3 separate regions of the Homo sapiens genome follow, and all the other regions are linked to region 1. Evidence: read pairs that join two places in POLR2A ChIA-PET (ENCODE). Cell type or tissue: HepG2. All regions are shown on one strand. Each heading gives the region's core, and the rest is flanking DNA. Links, peaks and the distances in the headings are about the cores only.

Evidence for each region. ChIA-PET counts read pairs that join two places held together with the same protein. Peaks named below come from ENCODE experiments on the same cell type or tissue, not always from the same donor. Only the 100,000 strongest peaks of a DNase experiment are listed, where the experiment ranks them.
Region 2: POLR2A ChIA-PET joins it to region 1 with 5 read pairs; 1 of 35 experiments calls an interaction of 5 or more read pairs at or near these places.
Region 3: POLR2A ChIA-PET joins it to region 1 with 5 read pairs; 4 of 35 experiments call an interaction of 5 or more read pairs at or near these places.

Annotation. Positions count from the first base shown.
Region 1 is chr6:167,306,749-167,311,569 of GRCh38, reverse strand. UNC93A (unc-93 homolog A) reads right to left here. Exons shown (of 8, transcript NM_018974.4): 7 at 3,660-3,791. Among named protein-coding and RNA genes, the nearest start is that of TTLL2, 16 kb to the left of the region's middle. RefSeq lists a silencer at 3,575-3,869. In HepG2, for the core only: no CTCF peak of the experiment used is centred there; DNase peaks (open chromatin) are centred at 669, 1,209, 1,669 and 2,719; H3K4me3 peaks cover 396 bases.
Region 2 is chr6:167,236,053-167,240,873 of GRCh38, reverse strand. HPAT5 (human pluripotency-associated transcript 5) reads right to left here. Exons shown (of 4, transcript NR_157263.1): 4 at 3,362-3,633. It overlaps LOC102724220 (a long non-coding RNA gene), which reads left to right. Exons shown (of 2, transcript NR_187777.1): 1 at 1-674; 2 at 3,069-3,366. Among named protein-coding and RNA genes, the nearest start is that of HPAT5, 10 kb to the right of the region's middle. In HepG2, for the core only: no CTCF peak of the experiment used is centred there; DNase peaks (open chromatin) are centred at 1,773 and 2,513; H3K4me3 peaks cover 1,503 bases.
Region 3 is chr6:167,254,976-167,259,796 of GRCh38, reverse strand. No RefSeq gene overlaps it. Among named protein-coding and RNA genes, the nearest start is that of HPAT5, 29 kb to the right of the region's middle. In HepG2, for the core only: a CTCF peak has its summit at 3,675 (motif pointing left); no DNase peak of the experiment used is centred there.

The DNA of each region.
Region 1 (4,821 bases), core at 475-4,474:
CACCCTGAAAACAGCCAACAGAGCAAAAGAGTATTTTTAGACTAGACATTCTGTATCTTCATGGCAGCGCATTGGCGGGGAAGGGTTGCCATGGCAACTGCACCCATCTTTCATTAGCTGTCTGAGGGAATAAGCAGAGAGGAGTGCCTGGCACAGATCTCCCCTTGCAGAGGCCAGGGGATGGCTGGAGCCCAGTGGGACAGTGAGCCAGGGATCCTCAATTCTGGCCCAGGAAGGAGGGGCTCAAATGGTGAAGTCTTCTGACCTGCTTCTAAGTGGGAGACTGTAAGGACCAGTCTTTAAATTGAGCAGTGATGACTGAAAGGTGAGGACAAAGTGCATTGGGTTTTATTCGGTGTCGTTAATTAAGAACATACGTGGTCCACATATGTTCTTAAAGGAAAGCATACATTTGGGGAGAATAGGATTAGAAATCTAACTTGCTACTTAGAAAAACAAAAATGAAGAGAGCTGTTCTTGAGATGTAGCCAAAGCTACATAAAATTTCCAGTTTTTTCAAAAAATAGAGAACAGAGACCTTGTGTGTGTGCTGTGCTGCATGGAGAGCCAGCCTGCCAGGAGTGCAGGAACGCGGCACTAAAATGCCACTCACGCATGACGATTGCGAGTATAAAGTCCACAGGAGCTTCTCAAGTATATGAAAATATTTTCCCCAACATTTTTTTTGTGAGACAGAGTCTTGCTCTGTCGCCCAGGCTGCAGTGCAATGACGTGATCTCAGCTCACTGCAACCTCTGCCTCCCAGGTTCATGTGATCCTCCAGCTTCAGCCTCCCTCGTAGCTGAGACTACAGGCATGTGCCATCACGCCTGGCTAATTTTTGTATTTTTAGTAGAGATGAGGTTTTACCATGTTGGCCAGGCTGGTCTTGAACTCCTGAGCTTAAGTGATCTGTCTGGTTCATCCTCCCAAAGTGGTGGGATTACAGGGGTGAGACACCGCACCCGGCCAGTTTGGTTTATTTTTGAAAAAAATTACTTTTTCCTGTACAGAAAGACAGAAACAGTTTCAATTTAAATTAGCATCCCTTATTAAAGGGAGTCTTTATTCCAGTCATTCACCGGACTTGGACGTTGATACTCTTTGTTTGACCTTAGGTAACTTTGTTTGCACAATTCAACAAGGCTTTCCCTGAGAGTATCATGTGTCCATATAAGGAAAAGGAGAGTTAAGTCCACTGTTCACATAGCTCAGGAAGAACAAAAACCAAATATGAATGATCACATTCATTGGGAGCATTTAGGGAATTATCGTATGGAATATTGTGGGGATATTTGTCCCAGTGTTCTCCTTTTCATTTAATGTGTAAATACATTTTAAAATTCATGTAAGTTCAGATAAGTCATGGTGCACTTCTGGTAATGGGATGTGCATTTGGGGAGCTCAGTGAAACACCGGCTCTGCCACACATCCAGGGGACAGTTTAAACAAATACTGTTTGATGCTTATTGGTAACGTAGCTAAGAGTCCTGCAGCGAGGTGACATGCCACTAGCTTATAATTCTGCACTGCCAAGAACACCAAAGTGAGTTGCTGTTTGTCTCCCCTCCATTAAATCAGTATTTGTTCTGTTAAGCAATGCCCCGGCCTGGCCTCGGGTCCAGTCTACCCCTTCCAGCCTCCAGGCCTTGATCCCAACAAGCCAGAGTGTGGCGCTGGGCCAAGTACACACGCATTTTGGTGAAGAGCTTCACTAGGTCCACCTGCATTACTGGGGCAGCAGAAAGGACTGTGAAACACGGCTCCTTAAATCCAACAGTGTGGGTTTGTTCAAAGGTGATTTTCAGCTGTCCTGTGGATACGCAACCCACCAGGAAGACAAGAAAGGACGTGGCTGGAGTGTTCTGTCCGCGATCTGAGGTCACATGTGCTCTTTATCCTCAGTGCAGGGACAGCAGCCAGGTCTGTCATCTCAGAAACATTGGCCTGTAGTTCGTTTGTGGGTTTGCTTTTTCCATTTTCTAAGCCCCGAGTGTTTCCCAGATAAAGGCAGAATGGTGAAGTCTCTCCTGAAGGGAAGAGGGTCTCATGTGAGCCATGCTCACCTCCGAGAGGACACTTCATCTCACCTCATCAGCATCTCTTAGACACGCAGTCTTGCCTCTTTGGGCCTCTGACACCCCTCGGGGCCTTAGATGGGGTTTTTTGGGAAATTCAGGGTTCCTACCCTAAGTCCTCATCTGTGTCATTTTCAACACCACCCAGTACGCACACCCTCCGGCAAGCGGCCACACACACTGCCCCAGCTTCCTTCTCTTCCTAGTGACCTTCCTCCAAAACGCTCTCACGCATCTCCTTGTGGAAAACACAGCCAGCCCGCACAAAGCACCTCGGAGCTCAGCAGAGCCTGGCATGAGTGCAGTGGTGCGATCTCGGCTAACTATGACCTCTGCCTCCGGAGTTCAAGTGATTCTCCTGCCTCAGCCTCCCGAGTAGCTGGGATTACAGGTGCAACGGCCATGTCCCCTTCCAGCTCTCTTGCCCTCAGGCCTCTCTAGTGCAGCTGCCTGAGCCTGGGGCCCCTTCCTCCCTGGCTCCTGCTTGGCTCCTTGGCTCCCGCTCATCTCCCATCCGTGTCCTCACTGCCCTGCCTGACCTCCTGGCCAGGCCACCCTATTCTGTGAGGACTTTGGCATTTGGCTCCTGCCATCATCATGGGATGTCACCTTCTATCCGACAACCAGCCCTCCCGGCTCCCCACAGGGCCGCACCTTGGACCTTGTCACCTGCCTTTTGGAATTGATTGTTGTGACACGGGGCCGACTCCACATAGCTCCCAGTCACTCCTGGGTGTCAGCGCTTTCTGCTGCTTCCAGTGACCTAGGTGCATCTGACCCTCCCCCACATGCTGGCCCCACACTTGGGGACCCGACTTGCCACTCCACCCCACTCCTCTGCACTCCCCCCAGGCCGCCTTCTTAGGGGCCCCAGCCCCAGCAAGGCCTTGGAGCATCCCTGCCACCTCCTGCCCTGGTTCCTCCTGCACCCCACCCCACCTGGACAGTGGTCAGCCCATACGTGATGCAGATGTAGCCTCTAGGAGGAAGCCCACCCTGGCCTCCCCTGCTCCCCCACATCCACAGGGCCCCCACCTGCTGCTCCCAGAAAACCCACCACTGCCCAGGATGCCCCAGAGCCCCGTCCACAGACACTGACCCTAGTGACCTGTGATGTGTGTGGCTTGTGGCTCACACTGCCACCTCCCATCGTCCCGTGGGCTCCTTGGAAGGCTCTGCATGTTTACACCCCAGGCCCAGGTACACGGGAGTGTGCCTCTGCTCACAAGCACATCTGAATAAAGGTTTTCAGTCATGAAGAGACTGCTGTCCTAGGGGTAGAGAGTCTTGCACCCCAGCTCGAATGGGCGACTTGACTTAAGCAAAACCACATCATCCTGAGGGAATGGTGCCCAGAAGGAACCTTGGGTGGTTTTCCAGTTTTGCATCATGAATCTGAATAAATGCTCAGAGAAAATACATCAGACTCAGAGGCGACATCAAAGCCCTCTTGGCCCTCCCGTCTCTCCCAACTCATCTCTCTTGGCTCTGGCCCATTGGCATCTAATGAGCCCCACAGTTGCCTTGGCCAGGGACCGCCCCCTGCTGCCACAGAGGAAGGGGCCTGGGCTGGGGACTCACCATTGTTTTGTGTCTGCCAGACGGCATCTGCCACGCCCCACAGGCCAGAGAATACGAAGAACACTGCCAGATGGTCAGCACGAGGTCTCCACAGCAGTAGGGCAATCATGCAGGACACGTGGGTCACCGCGCCTGGGGGTGCAGAGGGGAAACCGCCAGGCGATGAGGGCCATCATCATGGCCTGGAGGGGCCTGGAGGTGGGTCAGTGCTGGAGCAACCATCTCAACCGTCCTCTGGAACTGTCCTCTGGAACCGTCTCAACCATCTCAACCATCTCAACCGTCCTCTGGAATTGTCCTCTGGAACCATCTCAACCATCTCAACTATCTCAACCGTCCTCTGGAACCGTCTCAACCATCTCAACTGTCTCAACCATCCTCTGGAATTGTCCTCTGGAACCGTCTCAACCATCTCAACCATCCTCTGGAACCATCTCAACCGTCCTCTGGAACCGTCCTCTGGAACTGTCTCAACCATCTCAACCGTCTCAACCATCCTCTGGAACTGTCTCAATGTTTGCTTCATGCTCAATGTTCCCTTAATGCTCTGGAAGTCGTCTTTTTAGTTGGAACCTTGACATTTAATTTGTGAGCTGATGTGTATGCGTGCTGCTAGCTCTAAATCAATGCTCTGCACCATACACCTGCTGCGTGACCCGCAGCCTCAGCCTGGAGGGCCTTGGGTGTGGTCTGGCATCATGTTGGGAAGGAAGGTCACCCTGTCTGGGCCTGAGGTTGCCCCTAAGCTAAGAGGGTTTAAAGTCAGAAAGAGAAGGGCCTTCTCATTAGGTATAAATTGAAGCATCCCAGCACCTTTCCGAGTAGCCAGGGGGTAGGACAAAGTGTGCCCATGGTTTCATCTGAGCCTTCCAAGTAGGGGCATGGGGACAAAAGGGAGGAGGCCACAGACCCCCCAGGCAGGTAGCATCTGTGGGCCCCACCTTGTGACTCGTCCCAGCAGGTCACAGATTTGGGACCCCAATTTCCACAGGCTGTGGCATCTCTAGGATGCAGTAATGAGGCTGCCCATTGACGCTCAAGACGCCACAGAGGAAGAGCAGGGTCTCTGTCAGCGGAAAGGCAGGTCCACACCGCATGCCCCAGGGCTGTGCCACCTTAGGCAAGTCCCTCCACTTCTGCACTCCATGATCTCCTATTTGTA
Region 2 (4,821 bases), core at 272-4,271, 70 kb after region 1:
GATTGGGCTTTAACACCTGTTGTGTTACCTGCACTCAAACAAACCAGGGCTCCTTACTCAGCCCTCGGGAGCCTTGGCATTCTCACCTCTAAAGCAGGAGGAGTCGTGATACCTGCCTTGAGGAATTTGAGCAAAGTTAAACGACCTGAACTATTTGGGCGTTTCTTGACCAATGTCCGACCTTGGGAGGTGCTGGATGAATTTTTATTTCTCTACTTTAAGTCAGCCTTTCTACCTTGTTGCTCTTCTCAGCTGCCTTTCTCTGAGCCTCCTTCATCACTCTGTTCATTTCTGTGAGACAAAGATCATTACAACTGCCTTAATATTTCGGTGCAAGACGCACCGTGACCTGACATTGCTCTACCCCGCCTCCTGCCACGATCATTCTTTTGTAGCAATATTCCGCCAGCTTCATTTCATGCAGTGAGTGGAACAAGAGTCAGAACACCAGGGCGGCTGAGCCTATCGATCAAGCCTCCACCTAATGACAGACATACTTGAGTCCCACAGTCATAAGGAGGATGAAGTCTCTCTCTGGCTGGACCTGGACTGCAGTCACACTCTAAGAGCTCCTCTTTCTACACCTCTGCCAGTGGGCGTTCGGTCAGAGACAAGCTATGGCACCGGCTCCCGGACGCACGGGAGGACTCCTACCAGGGACAGAGTCCGCACAGGTGACCTGAGTGGCTGTGCACAGCCTTTGCTTCTGAGACGTGCCGGGAGCAGGTATCTCCGCAGGCCCAGGCGCCTCTGGCAGCCTTCAGAGCAGGGCCCTCTTCAACAAGGTGATAGCAGAAGGGAAGAAAAGCAGAGGTCTGTCTCAGAGCTTAGAGTAACCCAGAAGCTGGTTGCCCCCTTTCAAGGGAGAAACGCGGGGTTTCGCATCAGGAACCTGTTGAGGAAGTTCTCATCAGGCCCAGCAACACACCCAGGACCAAACTCCATCAGTGATGACTAAAAAATGTGTGTGGGGGCTGGGCACAGTGGTTCCTGCCTGTCAATCCAGCACTTTGGGAGGCCAAGGAGTGAGGCTCACTTTAGCTCAGGAGTTGGAGACTGGCCTAGGCAGCATAGTGAGGACCTATTTCTACAAAATAGTAATAATAATAATAAAGCCAGATATAGTGTTGCATGCCTGTAGTCCAAGCTACTTGGGAGGCTGAGGTCAGAGGATCTCTTGAGCCCAGGAGGTTGAGGCTGCAGTGAGCCATGATTGCACCACTGCATTCCAGCCTGTCTGACACAGGGAGACCCTGTGAAGGAAAGAAGAGAATGAGAGAGAGAAGAGAGAGCGAGAGAGAGAGAGACAGAGAGAGAGAGAGGAGAGAGAAAGAAAGCACTTTTTCCTAAATTAAAATAAGTGTATGTGTACGTATATGGATCACACACACACACCCCCTTTTATTAATCACTCGCTGCTCACCAGGCACTTGCTGTCTGGTTTACATCACCCTCTTGGTACACACAACCATAAGCATGTTTGAGGTAAAAACCTTAGTCAGCCTCAGTGTCCGGTCCCAGGTCCCACAGCCAGTAGCCAGGGAAGCCACAGGCTGAAGCTGGACCTGACCACTAGGCCAATGGTAACCACCATGCCACATGGCCCCCAAAGGGTCGTGTCCAGCTCTGGATAAACTTGTCCGGTTAGTTCAGGTTTCATGGCGTGGCATAGAGGACCCCGACCGTTCATCACTCATTGCTGTCTCCCCAGTTGGCTGTGGCCTGAAACTGCCTGAATTCAGTCAACACTGTTGCCGTCTTGCATCCGCCGTTCAGGGGGTGGGTACCCATGGGAGGGCCTCAGCTGGGACAAAGGTCCACTTCTGTCTAATCAGTGTAACTTTGGAAACAACCCTTTTGTGCCGGGACAGAGTAAACTAACTTTAAATGTGAATTTGCATCAATTGAACATTTTTAAGGGTGACACTTTTACCTGGTGGCCCACTGGGACCAGGACAAGGCAGCAGGAGGGGCCCGATGTGTGACTGAGAGGAATGTGTGGGCAGCCCTGCATTTGTGTTTTGCCCTGGGCCCCTAAATCCTGCAGCTGGCCCTGGTAGAGAGCTGAGAAGTTAGAACAAAGGACACCTGCCTAGAGGCTGCTTGGAGGTGGGGGTGGGGGGTCTGTGTTGATGTTGATGCTGGAGAGGTATATGACACCTGTCTTACTCCACTTTCTGTCATGGCCTGAAGCAGTCTTTTAGGTTAAATTTTACGAGTGTCCTGGCCATGGAGGAAATGCATTCAGAAATGCATTGTGAGACAGGATTTTTCCTTTGACCTTGACCCCCTTTGTGGGAAGGAACTGTAGTGGCTCATTTCACTCAGCGTGCGGTCCGTGGACAGCCAAGTGTTAATGGCCCAGCAAAGGGTCAAGGTCACAGCCTTCTGCACCCACCCTTTTTGACACCCAAGTTCTTGTTCAGTGTCCAGGAAGAATCAGGTCACACAGACTGTTTGAATGATGACAAAGGCAGAACTGGAAAGGGGGTGGTGTGGAAAGAAGGTGATCTTGCCGTGAAGCACCGTCCTCCCCGGCCGGGTTCCCCATGGAAAACGACACCATCTGAAGTCAGCGCTGTCAATCGGGAGTCTCTGACACTCGGCCACTTGCATCCCCACCGCTCAGCAGCTTGCATCGCTGACTGCTTACCTCAGCAGCTTCTTTGCTCTGCCAGCTGAAGTCTTTTTATGAGCACAGGATAGGATACAGGGAGGGCCAAAAAGGCAAACAGGTCAGCTGTTTTCACTTAAGGCCAAGGTTCTAGGCTTGAGGGTGGAGTTTAGTCAGGAGCCCATCCATTCTCTATCAGCTGGGGGGCCTTAGAAATGTATTTTTGGTTTACAGGCTCATCTGCCTGTGGGGCCCTTTGTGACTGCCCAGGCAAGCCCCTAACGCTAACCCGCTCCTCTCTACTTCCTCCTTCTAACCCAGGCGACATCAATCACTTACTCTCTTTCTGCTCTTTGCTCTGGTCCCAGGGAAGCAGGTCCTTTCACTCCTTTCCTTCCCGGGCTTGTGCATGCTGGGTCAGGCCCCATCTCACGGAGACTGCTTATCTTTTCAGGTACCAGAGCAATGAGGAAGCAGGACCCAGACCCCTGACTCCTAACTCCAGGTGAAGTCCACCCTGAGCTCAGGAGCAGAGCTGCCTCCATCGGGTGTGGAGAGACAGAGCCTCCTCCCCAGCCATGCCTCCTCATCGGCCCACGGGAGCTGCTGTGACTCTGACCCCTGTACCTGGCTCTGTCGACCGGAATAGTCAGTGGGCAGCCAGCACACCTTTGGGTGCTCTGTATGAGTGGGATTTTCTCCTGATTAGACATTTTAAAAGATTGTCAACAAAAAGAACAAACTCTGTAAAATATTGGAGAGATTTATTTCGAGCCAAACGTGAGTGACCACAGCCCGTGACACAGTCCTCAGGAGACCCGGAGAACGTGTGACCCAGGTGATCAGGGCACAGCTAGGTTTTATACATGCTATAGGGCATAAGGCATCAATCAATACATTTAAGCTGTACATCAGTTCAGACGGGAAAGGTGGCACACCAGGAAGCAGAGGCTTCCAGATCACAGGCAGATTCACAGATTTTCTGATTGGCAGTTGGTTGAAAGAGTTTATCTAAAGACCTGGAACCAATAGAAAGGAAATATCTGGGTAGGATAAGGGGTTGTGGAGACCAAGGTTCTTATTACGCTGATGCAGCCTCCAGGTAGAAGACTTACAGAGAATCGATGGTAAATGTTTCTTATCAGACTTAAAAGGTGCCAGAAACTTAGTGGAGTATTTCCTGGATGAGGAAAAAGGCCTGGAAAGGGAACAGGATTTTCTACAGAATATAGACTTTCCCCACATGAGACAGCTCTGCAGGGACATTTCAAGATATGGCCAAGAAACATATTTAGGGTTAAAATATTTGGATTTTCTTCCTTATCTGTCATGTGAGGTTACACCAGAGTAAGGTTGGAAAGAGCCGAGTTACACAGGGTTAATAAGACCCCTCCAATGAGGCTTTGTGGTTTGTAGGGTGACCTCCCCAGGCCCCTTAGGTAGGAATTTGGGCAGGAGAGAAAAAAGGTCAGAGTTTAGTCCTCAAGGCACAGACTTATGTTCTTGACCCTCCTTCCATCTGGTGGTACATTCAGGCTAACGGAAAAATCCTACATATTCCACGTTGGATCCGTCCTCCCTCCTCCTGACTAAAGGGTTCTAGGTGTGTGTGGTGATACAGCTGGGATGGTTATTCCTTCCGGAAGCTTCATCCTGTTTTTCCTCCTTCTGATGTCCAAATTCCTGCCTCACACACTGGGGTCTTTTGCTTTGTCATTCACACATTAACACAAGGCCTGGATGCAGAAGGCTGATTCCTGTTAGTGCCTGTGATGGCAGCAGTGGGCCATCTGGTGCGGCCTGGCCCCTGCCCGCACGCAGACTGCTGCGGGGCGTGTGCAGGGAGGAGGTGGACAGCCCCCTCCCTCCACCCGCTGCCCTGGGGGCCGCCGGGATGGAGCTAGGCGGGGTCCAGTTCACCCACCGGCGGGGCAGCCGTGCAGTGGGGCAGTAGCTCCTCCGACAGAAAGGGGCCTGATGAGGGCTGGGCCGCACTTCGGGGATCCGGGGCAGGAAGGGATAGTGACACCTACTCAGGGGACCTGGCCAGCTGGGCACCCACTGTGCCCACCCCACAGAGGGTGCCGGGTTCCTGGGTCGCGGGAGGAGGCTCTGCGTGGGGGCTGCCCAGACCGTATCCTTGGAGTCCGCCTGGCGTCGGGGTGACCACCAAGCCTGCCATTCCTGAGGGCGGGGCCTGAGGCCCA
Region 3 (4,821 bases), core at 343-4,342, 52 kb after region 1:
TTCACATAGTTCCTTATTTCTTGGAGGCTTTGTTAGTTCCTTTTCATTCTTTTTCCTCTATTCTTGTCTACACGCCTTATTTCAGTAAGTTGATCTTCAATCTCTGATATCCTTTCTTCTGCTTGATCCATTTGGCTATTGATACTTGTGTGTGCTTCATGAAGTTCTCCTGCTGTGTTTTTCAGCTCCATCAGGTCATTTAAGTTCCCCTCTAAATTGGTTATTGTAGTTAGCAGTTCCTGTAACCTTTTATCAAGGTTCTTAGCTTCCTTGAATTGGGTTAGAACACGCTCCTTTAGCTCAGAGGAGCTTGTTATTACCCACCTTCTGAAGCCTACTTCTGTCAATTCATCAGTCTCATTCTCTGTCCAGTTTTGTGCCCTTGCTGGAGAGGAGTTGTGGTCATTTGGAGAAGAGGCATTCTAGGTTTTGGAATTTCCAGCACTTTGTGCTGCTTTTTCCTCATATTCATGGATTTAGCTACCTTTGATCTGTAAGGCTGATGACCTTTGGGTGGGGTTTTTGTGTGGGGGTCCTTTTTGTTGATATTGATGTTGTTGCTTTCTGTTAGCTTTTCTTCTAACAGTCAGGGCCCTCTTCTGTAGGTCTGCTGCAGTTTGCTGGAGGTCCACTGCAGATCCCAGACCCTGTTTGCCTGGGTGTCACCAGTGGAGGCTGCAGAACAATAAAGATTGCTGCCTGCTTCTTCTTCTGGAAGCTTTGTCCCAGAGGGGCACTGGCCTGATGCCAGCCAGAGCTCTCCTATATGAGGTGTCTGTTGACCCCTGGTGGGAGGTCTCTCCCAGTCAGGAGGCAGGGGGGGTCAGGGACCCACTTAGGAAGTAGTCTGTCCCTTAGCAGAGCTGGTGCGCTGTGCTGGGAGAATCCCTCTTGTCAGGACCAGCTGCTCTCTTCAGAGCAGGCAGGCAGGAATGATTAAATCCACAGAAGCTGCGCTCACAGCTGCCCCTTCCCCCAGGTGCTCTGTCCCCAGAAGATGGGGGTTTTGTCTGTAAGCCCCTGACTGGGGCTGTTAACCTCCTTCAGAGATTCCCTGCCCATTGCGGAAGAATCTAGAGAAGCAGTCTGGCCACAGCTGCTTTGACACACTGTGGTGAATTCTGTCCAGTCCAGACCTCCCAGCCTCAGTACCGTCAGGGGAAAACCACCGACCAAAGCCTCAGTAATGGCGATGCCCCTCCGCCCACAAAGCTTGATTGTCCCAGGTCAACTTCAGATTGCTGTGCTGGCAGCAAGAATTTCAAGCCAATGGTTCTTAGCTTGCGAGGCTCCGTGGGAGTGGGACCTGCTGAGCGAGACCACTTGGCTGTCTGGCTTCAGCCCCCTTTCCAGGAGAGTGAATGATTCTGTCTTGCTGGGGTTCCAGTCACCACTGGGGTATGAAAAAAACTCCTGCAGCTAGCTCAGTGTCTGCCCAAACAGCCACTTGAAACCCAGGGCCCTTGTGGTGTAGGCACAAGAGGGAAGCTCCTGATCTGCAGATTGCAAAAACCAGGGGAAAAGTGTAGTATCCGGGCTGGGTAGCACAGTCGCTCACAGCTTCCCTTGGCTGGGGGAGGGAGGTCCCCCAGCTCCTTGTAGTTCCCAGGTGAATTGATGTCCCACCCTGCTTCTGCTCCCCCTCTGAGGGTTGGGCCCACTGCCTAAGTCCCAGTGAGATGAACTGGGTACCTCAGTTGAAAATGCAGAAATTACCCACCTTCTGCGTTGTTCTCGTTGGAAGCTACAGACCAGAAGTTTTCCTATTTGGCCATCTTGGCCCCTCCCCTCATATTTTCTTACTTACAAAATCTGATTACCTGGATTCAAGACAGAAATTGATAATACATTAAAGGTAACTATCTAAAAATCCACAGCCAAGAAGAAAAGGAAACCCCATTAATAAAACGGAAGTTTCAGTACTTTAATAGGGATATGTAGGTGCTACAAATTTATTTTTAACCTTTCAAAAGTCAGGTTGAATAAATATACTGTAAGAGGCAGGGTATACGTCTGTGTGTATATTTATACATATATATATATAATTGAATAAAATGATAACCTTCTGCACATCTGATTAGAGAAACATCCTAACCAAATTTAAGATAAAGGGATTACTGGGAATGCAGCATAACACCATTGCTTGAGAACCAGCCCTCTCTCCCCAGCCAGGTGAGCTCACGGCACAGTTCTGAACCACGGCAATTGTACGCCCAGTAAACAGGCTGGTGTGAGAATTAAATGAGACAACATGTTTGCAGCACTGGGAAAGATTCAATAATTTGTTAGTACTACTGGGATGGGTGGGGAGAAGCATCTAGTAAGTGTTTTTATGTATTGCTCAAAAGTGTAAATTGTCACAGCCCATCACAATGGCAGACATACATCTGTCCCTATGTGATGTATACAGTTTCATGTGGCATTCACTACAGCACGGTGTGTAATAGCAAGATCGGAAACAACAGGTATACCCTTCAGTTGGGGATAGGTTAAATAAACGTCACTTCCTTACAGAAGAACATTATACAATTGTTGTTGTTTTTTTTAAAGAAAAACAAACAAACAAACAAAAACAACCCTGACTGGGCACAGTGGTTCACACCTGTAATCCCAGCACTTTGGGAGACCGAGGTGGGTGGATCACCTGAGGTCAGGAGGTCGAGACCAGCCTGACCAACATGGTGAAACCTCATCTCTACTAAAAATACAAAAATTAGCCAGGCATGCCTGCGATCCCAGCTACTTGGGTGGCTGAGGCAGGAGAACCATTCGAACCTGGGAGGCAGAGGTTGCAGTGAACCGAGATTGCACCACTGCCTTCTGGCCTGGGCAACAGAGACTTGGTCTCAAAAGAAAAAAAAAAAACCCCTCCTTATATATTAATGAGAAAAGTACTCCATGGTAAATTATTGAGAAAAAAGCAAGGTATGGAACAGTGTATATAGTATGCTACCATTTAAGTAAAAGAGGAGTAGAAATGTGTATTTATTTGAATATATTAAAGCAAACCCTCTAGAAAGTCATACAAACAATTACTAGTAATAATTAACTACTGATGATGAAAGCAAAACAGCACCTGATGTATGGTCAACCCTCAATAAATGGAAGCTGTAATTGTTCCCTCCATCAGTAACATCATCATCAAGAAAACATATCCTTAGACTACAGACAACATATCCTTAGACTCCGGAAGACATTCAGGCTAAATCCATAAGGGGGCAAAAAGCCAAATTTCAGTTTTCAAGGGCTATGTCGCAGATCTGAGCCCTGATTCCTCTTCAGAGGAAAGGAGCTTTTAGTCATTGTGCGGTTGGCCATCACCTCCGGAAAGCAAGACAAAGGCTCTTCAGAGGCAAGCTGAATACTCGCCACCTTGCAGCTGGTAACCCCAGAAAGCTGGGCCCACCAAGGACACACTGCAAGCTGCTCACGGTTCTAATGGCTCAAAGTCCAACACCAGGAAATGAAAGACACTCAGGCCCAGCGTGGCACTGCCTCAGTCTCAGGTGAGTGTGGACAAGTGACCTACTGTTTTACATTTAGCAGCATCAGAATAACTTCATGTTCTTGAGATATATTCTCATTAAAAGAGGGTAGTTAGATGTAAGTGTAACTGGATTTCCTGGTGGTAACAATGCCTATGGAGAAATAGCTGCCTGGACTATAACGCCCCCTGGTGAGAGTGTATCTTAATTGCAGGCAAAGTATCTAGGTGATGAACGATCCCCTGAGGGGCACACTTACGAGTTTCTTTCTCCACTAAAGAAAAATGACTGCTGTGGTCTGAATGTCTATGTCCCCTCAAAGTGTGTATATTGAAATCTGATACCCAATGTGATGGTGTGGAAAGGTGGGCGTTTTGGGAGGTAATTCGGTGATGAGGGAAGAGCCTCATGAGTGGAATTAGTTCCCTTATAAAAGAGACTGGAGGGAGGCCTTTTGTCCCTTCTGCCATGTGAGGACACAGCAAAAAGGCTACATGCACAAGTCAGAAAATGGGGCCTTATTAGACACCAATTATTCCTTGACCTTGGACTTCTCAGCCTCCAGAACTGTGAGAAATAAATTCCTTCTCTTTATAATGCACTCAGCTTATGGTATATTATTACAGAAGCCCAAACAGACTAAGGAAATTGGTATTGAGGACTGGGGTACTGCTGTAACCAATACCTAAAAGATGGAAGTGGAAGCGGGTGATGGGGAAAGCCTAGAAGAGTTTTGCTGGAAAAAAGCCTGCATGGCCACAAAGAGATCACTAAAGGGGATTCTGGGTGGGCTCTGAGGAGATAAGGAGAGCTGTAGAGAAAGCCTGAGTCTTCTGAGAGCTGGTCCAAGTGGTTGTCATCAGAATGTTCATAGAAATGGACAGTTAAAGCCATTCCAAGGAGGTCTCAGATGGAAATGAGTAACATACTATTGGATACTGGAGGAATGGCAATGCCTGTTATAAAGTGGCAATGAGCTTGGCTAAATTGTGTTTGTGTCCCAGTGTTTTGCGGAAGGTAGAACATGAGAGGAATTAAATAGAATACTTGGCTGAAGAAATTTCTAAGCTAAGGGTTAAAGGCATGCCTTGGCTTCTCCTGAAATCTTATATAGTAAAATGTAAAAAGAGAGAAATGACTTAAGGACAGATTTTTTCTCATCAAAAGGGAAGCAGAACTTAAAATTTGGAAAATTCTCAGCCTTTTCATATTGTAAAAAAATGAGAAAGTGTGTTTGGGAGAGAGCACAAAGAGTGTAGCAAAGCAATCATTAGATAAGAAGATTGGTGTGGATCAACCAGGAGATATTCACGAAGAGAGTGGAAGAATGATCCTA